2 separate regions of the Mus musculus genome follow, and region 2 is linked to region 1. A link is a loop called in an ENCODE intact Hi-C map of the cell type or tissue named here. Cell type or tissue: left cerebral cortex. All regions are shown on one strand.

What was found. A loop is a pair of places that touch in the nucleus more often than their neighbours do. Peaks named below come from ENCODE experiments on the same cell type or tissue, not always from the same donor. Only the 100,000 strongest peaks of a DNase experiment are listed, where the experiment ranks them.
Region 2: it touches region 1 in a loop (5-fold over the local background); 2 of 42 quality-filtered maps call a loop at or near these places.

What each region holds. Positions count from the first base shown.
Region 1 is chr9:68,861,657-68,869,656 of GRCm38, reverse strand. All of the region lies in intron 1 of Rora (RAR-related orphan receptor alpha), which reads right to left. Gm31262 (a long non-coding RNA gene) reads right to left here. Exons shown (of 2, transcript XR_379583.4): 1 at 1-8,000. Among named protein-coding and RNA genes, the nearest start is that of Gm31262, 42 kb to the right of the region's middle. In left cerebral cortex, no CTCF peak of the experiment used is centred here; DNase peaks (open chromatin) are centred at 887 and 3,052; H3K27ac peaks cover 490 bases.
Region 2 is chr9:68,742,148-68,750,147 of GRCm38, reverse strand. The region is part of intron 1 of Rora (RAR-related orphan receptor alpha); the gene reads right to left. Among named protein-coding and RNA genes, the nearest start is that of 9530091C08Rik, 19 kb to the left of the region's middle. In left cerebral cortex, no CTCF peak of the experiment used is centred here; DNase peaks (open chromatin) are centred at 3,675 and 4,841; H3K27ac peaks cover 215 bases.

The DNA of each region.
Region 1 (8,000 bases):
TAAGGACACGTTCCTGGTCAAGTGGAAAGGACACTGTCCGAAGCTGGCTAAATCAGGAACTAAAGGAACACTTGAGAGAGTTATTTTACTGGCCTGTGCCACCACTTCCACATCTAGAAAATGAGAAAACAAACAGCGCGGAGCTGGCTAGCTGGTTCCTGCAGGTGATGGCAGGGAAGCTACAAGCTAACTGGGGGCAAGACGCTTGGCTTATTCCCTTGTCCCAGCAGGTCCTCAAGTCACTGGTGCAGGTTCCTCGTGTCAACAAGCAAGAGGCTTTCCTGCCACACAGTGTCTGGCAAGTGCAGTCTGTGAGGTCACACAGTGGACATCGAATCCTACCTTCCATTTGTCCCCATTGCACTTCAGCTTTGCCTTTGATATATTGAGGTCACTTTGGCTTCTATTCCTGTCTTCTTAGGACCTTAGAATTTATACCTTTCCAAATCTGTATTCTGTGAACATCATTTCCAAAGGAAGAAAGAAGAATGGGAAACAAAGGTTAACTAGGGTCACGAGTCCAGCTGTTTAAGGCAAAATTAAGTGTAGATTAGACACACTTATTCTAAGCCCCAATATGATGAACTACTTCAGCTATAAGCACAAAGCAGGGAGCAAATTCCATTTTTCTGATCAATTTTTCACTTCACATAGCTAGCACAGACTAGGCCAAGAGGCTAGGAAGACAAATGGGTAGCCACCACCAACAGCATTGTTCATGAAAAGGAAGAGGGGCTTTTCTCCCCCAGAAAGATCTCAGGGAGTTTTTTTTTTAACACTCCTGCCTTGCCAAGGTTTGTTTTGAGGTGGTTTTAAATCAGAGATATTTTAATCTGTTAAAAAACCTCATTTTTTTTATACCCTCTGATTCATTTTCTGCATCTTCCTCCGGCATCTGCTTCTCAGCCACCACCGGATCTCCCCCATAGCCTGCAGCTCATTAAACTACTGAAAAGTAAGATGTAAGCATCTCATTAATCACTACCATCGAGAGAATGAGTGTGCCTATCAATAAATACAGGAGGTGCAGGCGATATCCCTAAAGAATGGACTTGCCATGCCTGGGTGTTGGAAGCTTCCCCACCTGAGACCAATCTCAGTCTCAGAAGACAAGGAAACCCTGCTGATGGATTCTACTTTAATCCAAGGATCTGGGGAGGGACTTTCCTACTAGGCAAGGATTAGTTCTTGTTGCTGTTGTTTTAATCCTTCCTGTCTTGCAGTTTGGAAAACCAGTTACAAATTCACATCAAACTGTAAAATGCCTTAATCAGCAGTGCGGAGAGCATTTAAAATGCATGGATGAAGCTACACTTGGAAGTTGAGATATTAAGACAAAAACATTTGAAGTGAAGAAACTTTAGTGATATTGAAGTGGGCAGAACAGAATATTGGGGAAATGGATCCCTCCCCCTCCCCCAAGGGCCTGTTTCCAGTACAATACATACAGTTTACATGGACTATGGAGAAACCAGGGGGGAGTGGGAAAGGACTTCAATCATGCCATCTCACTTCAGGAACAAGCAGAGACCTCTGGGGCCTGGAATATCAGGCTCAACAAAGGGACTACAGATGTAATACAAGAGCCAACCTGGGCTCAACTCTCCCCCCTTTTCTTATTTGTATCCTAAGTAGGAGTTGCTTAATTTCCTGGGGTCTCAGGTTCTCCTCTTGAACATGGCACTGAACTTAACCTGGTTCTGCGGTCATAAGAAGAACTCACATACACAAAGCCCAGGCTACTGCTCTGCTACTACTGAAGAAGTCCCTGCTGGTACTAGGGTTACTGTCACTGCTGTCCTCATGGAACCTCATCTTAAGTCACTGTGGAAAAGGGGTCCCAACCAAGGCTTCCATGGTCTCCCAGTTTCAGGAAATAGCAAGATGTGGCTCTTTGCACTGCAGATCTCCAAGAGGAGGCAGAAGTGTGTCATCATTCCCAGACATGTTTTGGTTAGGATTGTTTGCAAGGAAGGAGTGTATTCTCCAAAACAGAGAGTGGCTTCCATGATCACTAGCATCTACCCGCAGGCTTGCTGTATCCTGGTGCTTATGAGCAATGCCCAGAAAGGTTGTTCAAAGGTTTGGGAGCCATAAAGGATAAAGACTAGAAGAGGGTAACAAAATATCGGACAGCCACTGAGTGGCGAAACCTAAGAACATCCCGGAAAAACCAGAGTTTGAGGTAGGAAGCTCATTCCGAGGGGATGAGGGGATGGGACAATCCCCTGGTGAATGTTCAGTTTTAAAGGAAAATGGCCCAGATAAGCCCGAGACTCATTAAATGAGACCTGGAAATAAGGTTGCCCCACATAGACTCATCTGAAGGCACATGAATGAATAAGGACATGAATGAAGACTTTGATGGCAAGGTTAGCCCCTCTTCTGTGAAACATGTCACTAACTTTCACCACAATTGCCATTGATTATTAGTATGGATAAAATTCAAAAAGAGCATCAGTAAAAACATCAGTCAGGTCCTTTCACTCCCAAGCTGAATACATCACATAATTACAGACTCTTTCAATTACTGTCTTCTTATTTGTTGATTTAACCTTAAGTGCCCCGTGGGAGGAAGTCAGTTACACACACGGGCGATACCACTGAACATAGGGCACATTTGGTGTTGTCGTGGACTATTGCAATGCTTTTTCAAAATACTCTGCTGCCCATGGTATTGAGTGAAAGAGGTTGTTGTAAGAGGCATGGCTAACTTTTTATGCAAATGAGATGCAAATGTATGCAACGGTATCTTTAATGCAGATGTAGCAGAAAGTATTAAGATATGCTGAGAACCTAATTAGGTCCTACATCAAAAACTATATATAAACTTGACTCCACTGTCTCAAGAACACAAATTGAGTCGAGAAATCCCAGTTTGCAGGCTTAAAAAAAAAAAGGCAGTACATATATATTTTAAATCGCGGTTGGCTCCTTTCTTCTCCCTTCTCTAGGATTGAGCACTTAAAAGGATGAGCTTGGACAGATACTGCAGCTCAGGGGAGCGGGCGGTGGGTGGGAAATGAACACGTTTCTTTCTAGCAAAAAACCAGGAAGCAAGAAAAGAAAATCAGCTACAAGTCCCCACCTCCCACCATGCCCCTCGCCCCCACCAAAAGAAAAAGCAAAACAAAGCTGTCTTGGGTTTTCTGACTTCATATTAAAAGTGACAACTTGCCAGAAAGCATATTTTTGCATTTATTTCCATTTCTAACCTTCCTGGAGACAAACATATGTCCCTTCTTTTTCTAACTGGTGTTACAGCAAAGCTTTACCAGGAGAGCCAGCTCCAGTCTGGCTCTGGAATAAGTGATCTGATGATGGGTTATGTTCACCTGAGGAGCAAAGGGCTCAAGGTAAATAAACAATCTAGACACTATGGAACCATGCTGTGCTCAGACATAGCTAATAGAAGAGGTTCCCTTTAAGAACTTGCAAGCACTGCTTCTCCAGAAAGCTGGTCAAACAATTCAAATACATGCCTTCACTATTTATTCAAAAATTCAAATAACTGCCTTCGCTATTTATTACCGTGGCCCCAAAAGAACTCTGTGTGGGATGATTTGTTAGCCCGTTATTTTCGTACTAAATACAACGGAGCAGGAAACTGATCAAGGAGACTCTAATCCAGGTGCTCACTAACTCAGGGGGGACCTTGACCTGGCATTCCTCAGTGAATTACAGGAGGTTTAAAGTCAGGAGTGTCAGGGGCTCACTTTGGTTCTAGCTGTGACCTACACCAGCTGAGACAGCTGAAGGGCGAGATTCAGGGTGGGCTCGTGTGGTGCTTTTCTTCTATTAGCATTCAGGATTGCTTTGGGAACCAGGGGAGGGGCACTTATGTAGGCTGGCAAATATTTCCACCACTCGTATACTCAGAGGTCTCTGTTTGGTGCTGGTACCACTTGTATTTATTGTTTTTCTGTCACGGTGTAATAAAACACCCTGAGCAAAGCAACTTACAGAAGCAAAGAGTTGGTTTCAGCTGAGGGCTCCAAAGGGTTAAGGGTCTGTCATGGCAGGGGCAGCGTGGCAGCAGGTATGCATGGTGGCAGAAGCAGGGCCCTGCCATCTCTAATCTTGAAGTACAGGTATGAATGAAGTGAAAAGACAGGACTAGGAATGGGCAAAGGCTTTTAATCTCAAACCCCACCCCAGTGATATAACTCCTCTACCACCCAAACCTTCCTAAACTAACTGGGGACCAAATGTTTAGATACCAGAGACTGTGAAGGATATTTGTCTTCCAAATCACCACGCTGCTGTTCTTCATGGTTTGGGAGACCAGGGTCTCATGTGGCACAGGCTATCCTCTCACTTGTTACATAGCTAAGGATGACCTTGAACTCCTGATCCCCCTGTCTCCGTCTTCCAAGTCCTGGGATTACAGATGGGTACTACCACATCCGGGGATGATTGCACGTATGTATATATCTGCATATAGGATATATGTAGACCCTGGGCTCACAGCCTAATTGGATGTGAGTATATTGTTCCATGGATAGTACACACGTACATGTTAGGATGCTGATCTCAGGGTAAACATACATGTATAACATGTAACATACATGCCTGCATGCAATGAACTTATCTCTACATACAGATACAACTACGAACAATTAATTGGTATTTATACACATGCGTTCACATCTGTGTGTACCAGAATACCCGCTAAGTGGACACGTATCTGAACTAATTAACCTGTGCTCTTTGCGAGCCTGAGTAACTGAAAAAGCCGTCAACAACCTCTGTGTCCAGGCTGAGGGGCTCAGCACAACGAGTTTATTGAGCTCTATTCCCCCTTGACTTTTCTTCCATCTTATCTAATACATGCTGTGAAAGGAAGCATCTTTTTTAGTTCTGCTAAGATCCCCAAATGCTCTTAACATCTCCAAAGCTCTCTAATACAAAAGGGCCCAGTGGCTGCGAGGCACAGAAACTGCAGTGGCTTCACAGCTCCCGGAACATGCCCGGTGGAATAGATTACACGCCGAGCCAGCCCAGTGCCTCTGAAATTGATATTGCCGGCATCACTCGCCCCAAGTTTCTAACAGTGTCATGATAACCCCATTTGTTCTCAGGCTTTGCTGCCCGGATTTTAAAGTGACAAAAATTTCCCCATGCCTGTCCTTCATCATGCCCTTCCTTTAAAGGGGGAAAAAAAGAGTCTTCCCTTGGGCAGCTTCTCCCTCTGTGCAGTAGTTCTTGGCGATGTTTGCCAGTCACTCATCAACTACAGAGCAAATTCTGTCTGCTAACTTATATAAGTCTGTACAATGATAAGAAACAAGACTAATGGGCTGGAAAGACGGCGCAATGGGTAAACTGTGTACTTTGGAAACACGAGGACCTACCTGAATCTGGATCCCCGACATCCACAGAAAAACTTACTGGGTGTGGAAATGGGTGGACCTCAGGGGCTTACAGGCCTGCCAGTATAGTTGAATACACAAGTTCTAGGCTCAGGGAGACCTGTCTCAAAACTAAGGTAGGGTATGATGGAGGAAGATGTATGATGTTGGTCTCTGGCCTCTAACTATACACACGTGAGTGAAAGCGCTACCACACATGCATGCTGCGTATGCACACATGCATACACCACATACATGTACACACACATATAAAAGAAATAGGATAGGACAGTTAGAGAAAAGTGGGAAACTCAGACTTAGCTCTAGATAGTTGAGTGCCAATGATAACTGGCAGAGATGCTACAGAGAGCGAAGGTTATTTTGTGCAGGACTGATTTTTCGAGTGCCCTTCTCAAAACAGGAGACATCAGGTCAATTTCAAATCCCTGGCGACACCATTTATAATGCAGTGCACTTGTTTCTTCTCTTTCCTGTTCTCCTGAGGACATCTCACCCTTTTGATAAGATTCCACACAGCAGTTTGATCACTTTTTCCCAGAGTTGTCAATCACTCTGTACCTTCATTCTTTCCCCATCATAGCTCACTCCTGATTCTTTTTCTGGTCCTCAAAGCACTTCTCTGACGCTGGCACCTAGTGTGGTCCATGTCTGACTTACAGTCTTCTGACCTTTCTTCTCTCTGTTTGTCTAGCACTGCCATTTGTCTTGCTCAACCACTGAAAGAAGGTGTAACTTCTCAGATGCCCCATGTTTGCACTCCAAAGAGCCACCGTGGAATACCACCAGAAGTCCTCTGGAATGTGTCTGTGATGCCAGCTTTGAATATTACGTTTTCCCTTCAAGTCCCCCAGAGTTTTAAAATACTGACATCTCTTACTTCTTTCACCCTCTTAGGCTCATACCTGAAGTCATTATGCAGGAGTCACCTATACATAGCTTTCACATCTGTCCCTTGCAGGTCACCCTGTCTCCAACCACTAAAGTTCAGGGCCTCCCAAATGAATCCCAGGATGAAAGAGCCTCCTTTGCAACAGCAGTAGCATTGTATCGTGGCAAACATGGCACAGCCTGGGATAGATGATCCAGGCCCTAAATTTATACCTCTGAAAAATGAACGAGGTGAGTTCTATTGATAATAATACTGCCTGTGTATGGTGACAGTCACCAAGCTCCGCCCCCACTAAAACTCAGAAGCACTTTAAGACTGCATTCAGAGCTGTTGAGACAAAATATTGACCAAAGGCCCTTCACATCTTGATTCAAAGCTTCATGCTACAGCAATTAGATTGTGGAGACTGCTCTAATCCATCACAGACCACAGAGCTGGAGGGCTTTTTTTCCCTAAAGAATAACTCAAACCACATTAGCCCCAAGCTAAGGAAGCTTCAAGGGCACCCCAGCTTGTTCTGAGGACATTTTAGACTCCCTCACCTATCTTTACAGCCTCCTGAGTAACAAACTCTTGCACTAATAAGGTCATTTTGTGCCTAGTAGTTTAATGAGGTTCACTGTAAAGATTAGAAACTTACCAGATACTGGTCTAAGCTTTAGGCATCTCAGATCTCTAGAGGTAGGTGGCTTCATTTGTTACCTGAGTGGCTATTAAAAAAACAAGGATCCCGAATCATAGTAGGTCATGTCTTGGTCTTCATCCCAAGAAAGGAGATCGGGTACTAGAGAAGTAGCATAATAGGTGAGATTACTTGTAACATAAGCACGTGGACCTGGGTTTAAATCCCCAGCACCCACAGGAAGAAAAAAATAGCCATACATAGTAACATACATGTCTATCACCCCAGGACAGTGTCAGGTGGAGACAGGGTCACTCTGTCTTTCTAGTTGCTATCCTAGCTCCAGGTTCAGTCAGAGAATCTGCCACACAATTGTCCTTTTGGTGAAAAGTGATAGAGCAGGACCTAGAAGCACAATTAATAAACACACCAGGGAAATACACTATGCTGGGCAAACCTGTAAATATGAACATGTTGCCTGTGGTTTGGCCTGCAGAAGGTGCCTGTGTGAGTCACATGACATAATACTAGTGGGATGGTACTATGAGGGGTGTGTGTGATGTATATAGGGATGTATACATCCCTTTGTATGTTCATTCACACGGTACTGTGTGCAGTGTAGGTAAACAACCTTGGAAGGGTAGCAATGTGCTAATCCTAGGCAGCCTTGAGAGATAGGCAGGGCTTGCTTAATTAGCATATGTGAGGAATCAGAAGAGCCCAGGTCTTCATTGTATCAGCCATATTCAAATATCAAATCAGTCCCTTGAGGTCTCTCTGTTCTGGGGCAGAGCACTTCACTTCAGTTACCCCATCTATCAGTATCATAACAATAGTCATCATCTTATGGGAGGGTTGGGACCACAAAGTGAGCCAGTGCATGAAAAATGTTTGACAGAGAGATAAAGCAAATTGGCGGCCCCCAGTGCATGCATAGCTGTTTAAGCATGCAGATTAATGAATGTGGGTGAAAATGTACATGTAGCCATAAAATTTGCGAAGATATTGTAGAAAGATACTTTTGCTCTGAGTGTCGCTGCCGGGGGCTCACCTAATGGTGTTGGCATCGTTTTCCTGCTTTCAGAGAGAGACCTCAGCTTTCCGTGCTACTTAGATC
Region 2 (8,000 bases), 120 kb after region 1:
TCATCAAAGTGTATCTGGGAGGAAAGCCCAGTGTGTTTGTTAAAGCCATAGCCTGGCTTTCTTCATGAGTAAGGTTGATTGTTGCAGGACTGGGTAGGCAGATCATTGGCTCAACTGTGAATTACTAAGAAAGTATCTCTGGACATCTTCCTTCCAGCATGAGACCTTACACTTAGCACCCACAGCGAACCAGTCCGGGTTCTAGAAGGATCAGACCTACTGTTAATCTGTAGAATGTACGCAGCTATGCAACCTGTCTTGAGCCGTTGCCTTTTGCTATGTAAGGAAGACCACGTAGGCTTAAGGAAGAACAGATACCACAGCGTTCAGGTAGGAAAGCGACCAGCATGCAGCATCATGATCTGTGCCTGGTCCCTCGTTAGCACATACAGTACCTCACAGGCTCTACCAGGCAGGAGCAAAATGATAGGCGCAGGGAGATCCCAAGGAACAAAAAGTCTCTTCGTTCTGTTCACCATCCAGCCATGGGTAAGCCACTGAGCGAAGATTCCGATCTTCGCCCTCTTAGGTAAGAACAATAGAAAGCCAACTGATGCTCCAAGTTTGGATTAAAGAATTCTAAGGTGACTGAACACACAGTGTCATTTTCAATTCTCAGACATGGTTTGGTTGTGCTTAGACCATCTAATGGCTCCCAAGCTAGGTTGGGATGTATGTGATGGCCACACCTGGGGACATTTCAGAGATGTATGGACTTTCAGCGGAGTAGGGACCTATTTCCATCAAGACTCCTTTCTCTCACTATCCAGTCTCTATGGCTTCTGTTCAAAAAACAAAACAAAACAAAACAAAACAAAACAAAACAAAACAAAACAAAACAAAACACTGTCCAGTCAACCACTGTCCTAAAAAAAATTCAATCAGCATACCATGGAAGGTGATTTGTGTCTCTAATAGTAAAGAATAATAATGAAAAAAATTGAATCATCTACTAAGAAGTACATATTAAAATCTCTTCTGGTTTTGAAAGTAGTTTTAAATATATATTCAACCAGATGTGGTGTGTTCTCGTGTTAAGACGTCTGTATGCAGCAGCTCAATGCTCACCTTGGCTTTTGAGAGTTCACATGAAAGCCAAGAGTCTAGTCTGGATTAATAAGCAGCTACTTAAAAAAAAACTCATACAATATATCCTGACTGCAGCTTCCCCTTCCTCCACTACTGCCAGCCCCTCCCATCTCTCCCAGCTCCCCCCACTTCCCCCTACCCCCCTCGTTCCCCTATCCCCCAGATCTACTGACCACCCACTCCCTGACACACCATCATCTCCTCCCAGAAAAAAAAATCAGGTCTCCCGGGGACATCAATCAAAATGGAACAGCAAGAAACAATAAAACAGGCCAAAGGCTCATATCAAGGCTGAAAAAGGATACTCAGTAGGAGAAAAGGGGTCCTAAAAGCAAGCAAAATAGTCAGAGATACCCTTACGTCCACTGTCAGGAATTCCCCTCCCAAAACACCAAGCCAGCAACCACAACACATGCAGAGGCCCTAGCACAGACCCATGCAGGCTCCATGATCCGACTTCAGTCTCTGTGAGCCCCCACGAGCCCTGCAGAGTTGATTCTGCCAACGAGCTACTTTTTAAAGATGGAGGCCTCCCTCTCAGAGAAACAGAGACCCAAAGAACAACAGAACCGGTGATCAGACTAAAATTTAATGAAGAAGCACCCCATTTTCTTACAAATTCCACAAATATATGTAGAGTGCATCAAACAGTGCTATGAGCCAACATCATTTTGATTAACTTTAATACCTAGTGATTAAAAAGATTAATTTCAAACACTACCTTGAGCTGGGGAAATGACTCTGGAGTTAAGAGTACTTCTGCTCATGTAAGAATCCAGAGTTCAGTTCTCAGCACGCACATCAGGTGGGCTCCAGGGGCTCTGATGCCCTCTTTTGGCTTTAGAAAGTAGACACATCCACAGACACATGGCCTACCCACACACAAATATACATACACATAAATAAAAATTATGATAAAATTGTATTTTTATAATTGATTTATACATTATAATTTGCCTTTTAAAATTAGTATAGTCATTTCTTTTTAATCTGGAATCAAGTAGCCCAAAAGCACCCAGGTCAGAGTCCCCAGTCCTCCCCACGGGCCAGAAGCACGTGTGGTGGGGACTTGCTGACCTAGCTCCACGGCACTGGACCTTTCCTTGCTGACCCCAGAGCGCCATGGTACTGGACCTTTCTTGTGTGTAGGCTGAGAATGCAAACGGAAGTCTTCAAAAAGCACAAAGTGTAAGCACCTGCCTCTTTTTTTTTATGCCGATAGTTATTTTTCTTCTTGATATTGTTTTGTTTTTACCAAATGTTCCTGTTAAATGTTTGCTTTAACAAAAAATGTTTTTACTGTTACCAGTTTCTATCATAACTCTGTAGAAATAGTATGATATTTTCCACTTACAGCAAGTGCAGACACAGCCTACTGATGAAGCCTATCTTGTTCCCCAAAGGGTGAGAATAATACCCAAGTGTGAGAGAGAGTTTTCTCATGCTTGGATGCTATTCTCAAAATTGCAATGTCAGAGACTTGTACTGCCTCCTTAAATCACACACACACACACACAGACACACACATACAGACAGACATACACATGGACATACATACAGACAGGCATACAGAGACACACATACATACAGACACACACAGACACGCTCATACAGTCAGACAGACAGACAGACAGACAGACAGACACACACACACACACAGATAGAGAGAGAGAGAGAGAGAGAGAGAGAGAGAGAGAGATCAGCAAATCGTAAAACCATGCAGCTAGACATTTAATTCCTAAAGCTTCTTTTAAAGAGACCAGGAAAGCAGAGATCAGGCCCATTGGAACAGTGGGGGACAGGTAAACTGAGGGACAGTAGAACAGGCAATGGGTACCTAGTGATAGTGGGGCTCAGACCAGACACATGATCTTACATTGAAACAGATAAAAGGACCACCCCTCAAAACAGAGCTAAACTGAACTTAGCATTTTAAAATTTGAAATGTATGCTTACACGCATGCCACGCTTGCTGAACAATCAATTTGCATTGCATTAAATTAACGTGGTAATGGATAGCTATAAAATCACACATTTCATACATTAAATTTAATGATGAAATAATAGGCAATAATAAGTTTCCCATTCCAATATAAATACCAATCAGTAAATGCACTCAAAAATAACAAATAACTTTAGGCATCCCATTTCTGGGGGGGTGACAGTCTTCAAGGAGAACCATATAAACTGGGACATCATTGTCCGAGATGACAAGTTATTAGCCTAGAAAGAGACATACACTGGGCTGGTAACCTGCAACATCGGCCTACTGCAGGCCTCTCTGGGCTTTATTTACATTGAGCAATTTGGGAAATTGAATACGAGATTATCTTTATTTTTGGCATGCTCTTCCTAAATCAACCACTTATGGTTGAGGGAAACTGCCACCACCCATGCTTGGAGTAGGATTAGAGCAAAGGTGGCCAGTTCTTGGTGAGCCAAGAAAGTGAGAAACATATGTATTTGGTATTTAAGATTCATTTGGGCTTTTAAATTCAACAACACGATTTATTTTTACTTGTTTTTCCCCCCTCTCTAATTATCTATGTGCATGAGACAGTTTTTTTTTTAAAAGCACTTTAAAAAGTGACTCACATAGACGTGGGATGGAGCGAGATGGTTCTTCGTGTGCTGAATGAGCTGTGAATAACGATTTTCAGAGGTTTTTAGACGCCACACATACAGAAACTCCACGGAGGCAGGTTGGCCAGCGTGAGCCCCCAGGGAAAGAAGACCATCCAGAAACGGCTCTGTGTGCCTTGCCTGCCGGTTTTAAGAGTGATCTCTGGAAATCCTTTGATGAGGTGTGTGAGTTTTAATACTTCAAGAAATCCAGGTCCCTTTGAACTGCCATTAGCAGGACACCTCCCAAGCACAGGAAAGTGTGATCATGGAGCACATACAGAGGGGCTTGCTCTGCATAGCCTTGGCTATGTTCCATGGCACCCTGGGGTCACCAAGATGCTACACAATGCTTTGGTTGGTAGAAGAATTCTACCCCCACACAATACACACATACAGAATAAATGTTTAGCTAATACTGGACTTCACAAAGTCCAGTAGGTCTAGGCTTTGTTGTTGTTGTTTAAGATTTATTGTTATTTTACGTATATGAGTACATTATCACTGTCTTCAAACACATCAGAAGAGGGCATTGGATTGGATCTCCATTACAGATGGTTGTGAGTCGCCATGTGGTTGCTAGGAATGGAACTCAGGACCTCTGGAAGAGCAGTCAGTGCTCTTGACCGATGAGACACCTCTCCAGACCCTAGGATTTCTTTTTAGGACTTACCTTTAATATGACAACAAGCACCAGGAAACCACAAGTGTCAGAGTGTATCAAAAAAAAAATCTAGAATTCAAACCCAAAAACTAAATAAATAAATTACAAGAAAAAAATTAAAGATGCCCTCCCCAGAAGCTTTGTTTGCCCTGAAATTCTTAGCTCCATCTCTCAAGTTTCCTTTTAAAATATAACAAAAGTGGCTGGAGAGATGGCTCAGCAGCTAAGAGCACTAGTTGCTCTTATACAGGACCTGAATGCAATTCCCAGCACCCACAATAGACAGCTCATAGTAACTCCAGTTTCTCCAGTACCAGGGGATCCAGTTCCCTATTCTGGCTTCTGATGACACTGGGTACGCATGTGGTGCTCAGACACACATCCAGGCCAAACACTCACATCCATAAAACATTCCAAATTTAAACCAGAGCTAAGAAACGAGGGCCGGGAAGGACGCTAACTTATCGGAGGCTCTTCCCACCCCAGAATGTTCTGCTGGGGGCTGGAGGCCACCACTTGGCACTTCTCAGACTTCTTTTGCACATTCTCAGTTGTTTTGCTATAAATGTAACCACCAGCAAGCACATACATTCACAGAACACTGACTGTACCATGCCAGACCAAGGCAAAGCTTTTTTCACTTTTTTTTTTATAATTTTTTTTTCTTTTTTAGTTTTTGGAATCATAAGGTAACTATACCACCTCTTCTATCCTCTCCTCCCTCCAACCTCTTCCATGTATGCACCTCCCTCAAGTTCACGCAGTTGCTTTTTATATATCATCTGTAACTCCAGCTCTAGGCCCTCCAAGGACACCAGGCGTATATGTAGTATATTGACATACACACAGATAAAACAGACATACACACAGATAAAACATGCATACACATGAGACAGTTTTGGGGAGAGAAAAAAGATCCCCCAAAGAGGTCAACTGTCTCACCATAGCAATGCGTTCCCCAATGCTCCCAAATGCAGAGCCCAAGGACGGGAGTTAGGCCTGGTTTTACTTGCATTACTCTTAGGCAGAAAGCTAATCACAGAATAGAACATCGTCAGCAACTCCAGTTACCTAGCTCTAGGCCTTTGGGCACAGATGTTTTTAAAGTAGGCTTAAGAACCATGCTGCTTGCTACTTAACACACAAATGTGTGATGTGGGCACATATAATTAATAACTTTCCCCTAGAATATTCAACTCATCCTTAAAGATCCAGTTAATGACACAACAGTAGACCTGGGTAGGTGGGGAAGTAAGAAGGCAGGAAAATGCTTTCCCTGTAAAAATGAGGAGTTCAAATCCCTAGAACCCATGTAAAGCCAGACACCATAGCCTGCTTCTGTAATCCCAACACATCTGTGGGGATCTGAAGTTCAAGGAGTTTAAGGCTAGCCTGAGCTACATGAGATCCAATCTCAAAAAGGAGAGGAGAGTGTGGGGTTTAGCTAGGGATAAAACGTGAACTTAGGTCTTCGCAAAGACCAGCCAATGCAGAAACGCGGAACAGCAAGTTCCCCCACTCTAGTACCCCAGGCTCAGCCCTCTGCAAACCCTGGCTGCAGCGTTGTAAACTGGGGGCAGGGCAAAGAAAGAAGAGACTGCTGTATATTCATATTTCGGGGATATTTTTAGTCTTGTGTTTTTGACGTGTGAGCTGCCAGCACAAAATACACCAAACACCTTCCTAACTCCCTCAAACCAAATAAATAAATGAAAAGAGAGGCTGCCGAAACCCTTGACAAGCGGCTTGTCAAGAAAAGCTGTTTTTCACACAAGAAACCTCTTTCAGAACCCTAAATCCCACCACATTCTGTTCTATTTGCAGCATCCTTATCGGTGAGCATCATAACAGGAAAGTGTAAATTGAACGCACCCCCACACCCCCAATAAAAAGAATCCATTTTATTTTTAAAGCCAAAATGTGATCAAGGAGTTTGCCTGCTTTCCAGAACACTGCGTTCATATTTGAGAGCAGTGGTTACTCGTATTACAAAAGGAGCACGCTATTGACTCTGGGCATTAATACTACCCACAATGGGTTAGTAGAAAAGGGTGACATTTTCTACCCATGTGAGGAGTAAATATTTTTAGTGACTGCTTGAGTGTGGATCCAAGCAAGAACTTAGAATTTGGAGGCAAAGATATACCAGAACGACCTAGGGCTGAGGCAATTTGAAGCCCATATACAAGTTATTATCCAATTGATTGTCCTGTTGTCAACTGCAACAGAATTACTGAGAATGGGCCAGAGAAACCCAGAGAGAGGAAGAAAATGTAAAAATCGGTGAAAGAATCGAATCCTTTCTCACTATCCTGCATAAGAAAGAAGCAGAGAGGAAGAGGATGTATTTTATTATTATTAATTTTTATTTTATGTATATGGATGTTCTACCTGGATATAAGGCTATGAGCTACATGCACTCAGCGCCTAGTCATAGATGGTTGTGAACCACCATATGGATGCTGCGAACTGAACCTTGGTGCAATGAAAGATCAGCCAGTGCTCCTAACCCCTGAGCCATCTCTCTAGTCCCCAAAAGATGTATTTTCAAAAAACAAAACAAACAAACAAACAAACAAACAAACACAAACAAGAAAGACTTTGGGGAAAAAAGCCAATGTTTCTAGAACTATAAGATTGCCAGGGCTGAATTAAAAGGTATCGTGGCTTGACTACATAAGGATCAGATTGACCGCCGGGCGGTGGTGGTGCACGCCTTTAATCCCAGCACTTGGTAGGCAGAGGCAGGCGGATTTCTGAGTTCAAGGCCAGCCTGGTCTACAGAATGAGTTCCAGGACAGCCAGGGCTACACAGAGAAACCCTGTCTTGAAAAACAAAACAAACAACAACAACAAAAAGGATCAGATTGACCCAGCCAATAGTGGTCAGAGTTAAGAAATACTGCTCCTCCAGGCACTCAAAATTCCTATGAGGCCACCTGGTAGATCACTACCCACTGCTTTGGGTGTCAAGCATCCTCAAGGGACCCTATGTACACAAGGAGCTACAGACAGGTAGCATCCCTTGGACTTTCATTGGGCCAACACTTCTTTGGCGATGAAGTGTGTCTTAATAAGGAGGTCTGGGTAAGGAAGGAGCATCCTACCACCTTCAGGGCTGAGTGACAAGGAAAACCAAGAGGCCAACGGCAGCAATGACTTCCAAGCCAAGGTGAAGAGGAGCAGGAAGTGGAGTAAGATAGCACTTAACTGTATTTTGTCACAGAAGCACTGTGTGAATAATGCAAGGTGCACACGTTTCACAGCCCACACTATGCAGACATGCATTTCATAGCCCACACTATATACATACGTGTTTCATGGTCCACATCATATAGACAATCTATACAGTTTTATGGGATTTGTGTGTGTGTGTGTGTGTGTGTGTGTGTGTTTGCTGTTGTTGCCACCTTAAATACTACCAAGTTTTTGCCTATGGCTCCCCAGAGCATTTCGGCTGAACCCCACGACTCTCTGCATTCTTTTAGCAGATACTTGCAGGGTTTCTTAGCAATTCTGACATCCCTCAACTGCTCCAGAATACAATTCTTGCCCCTTCTCTTCCCTTTGCAGCCCGAATATGACAGATTCAATTTTGACAGTTATTACCTATAACTCATTAAAT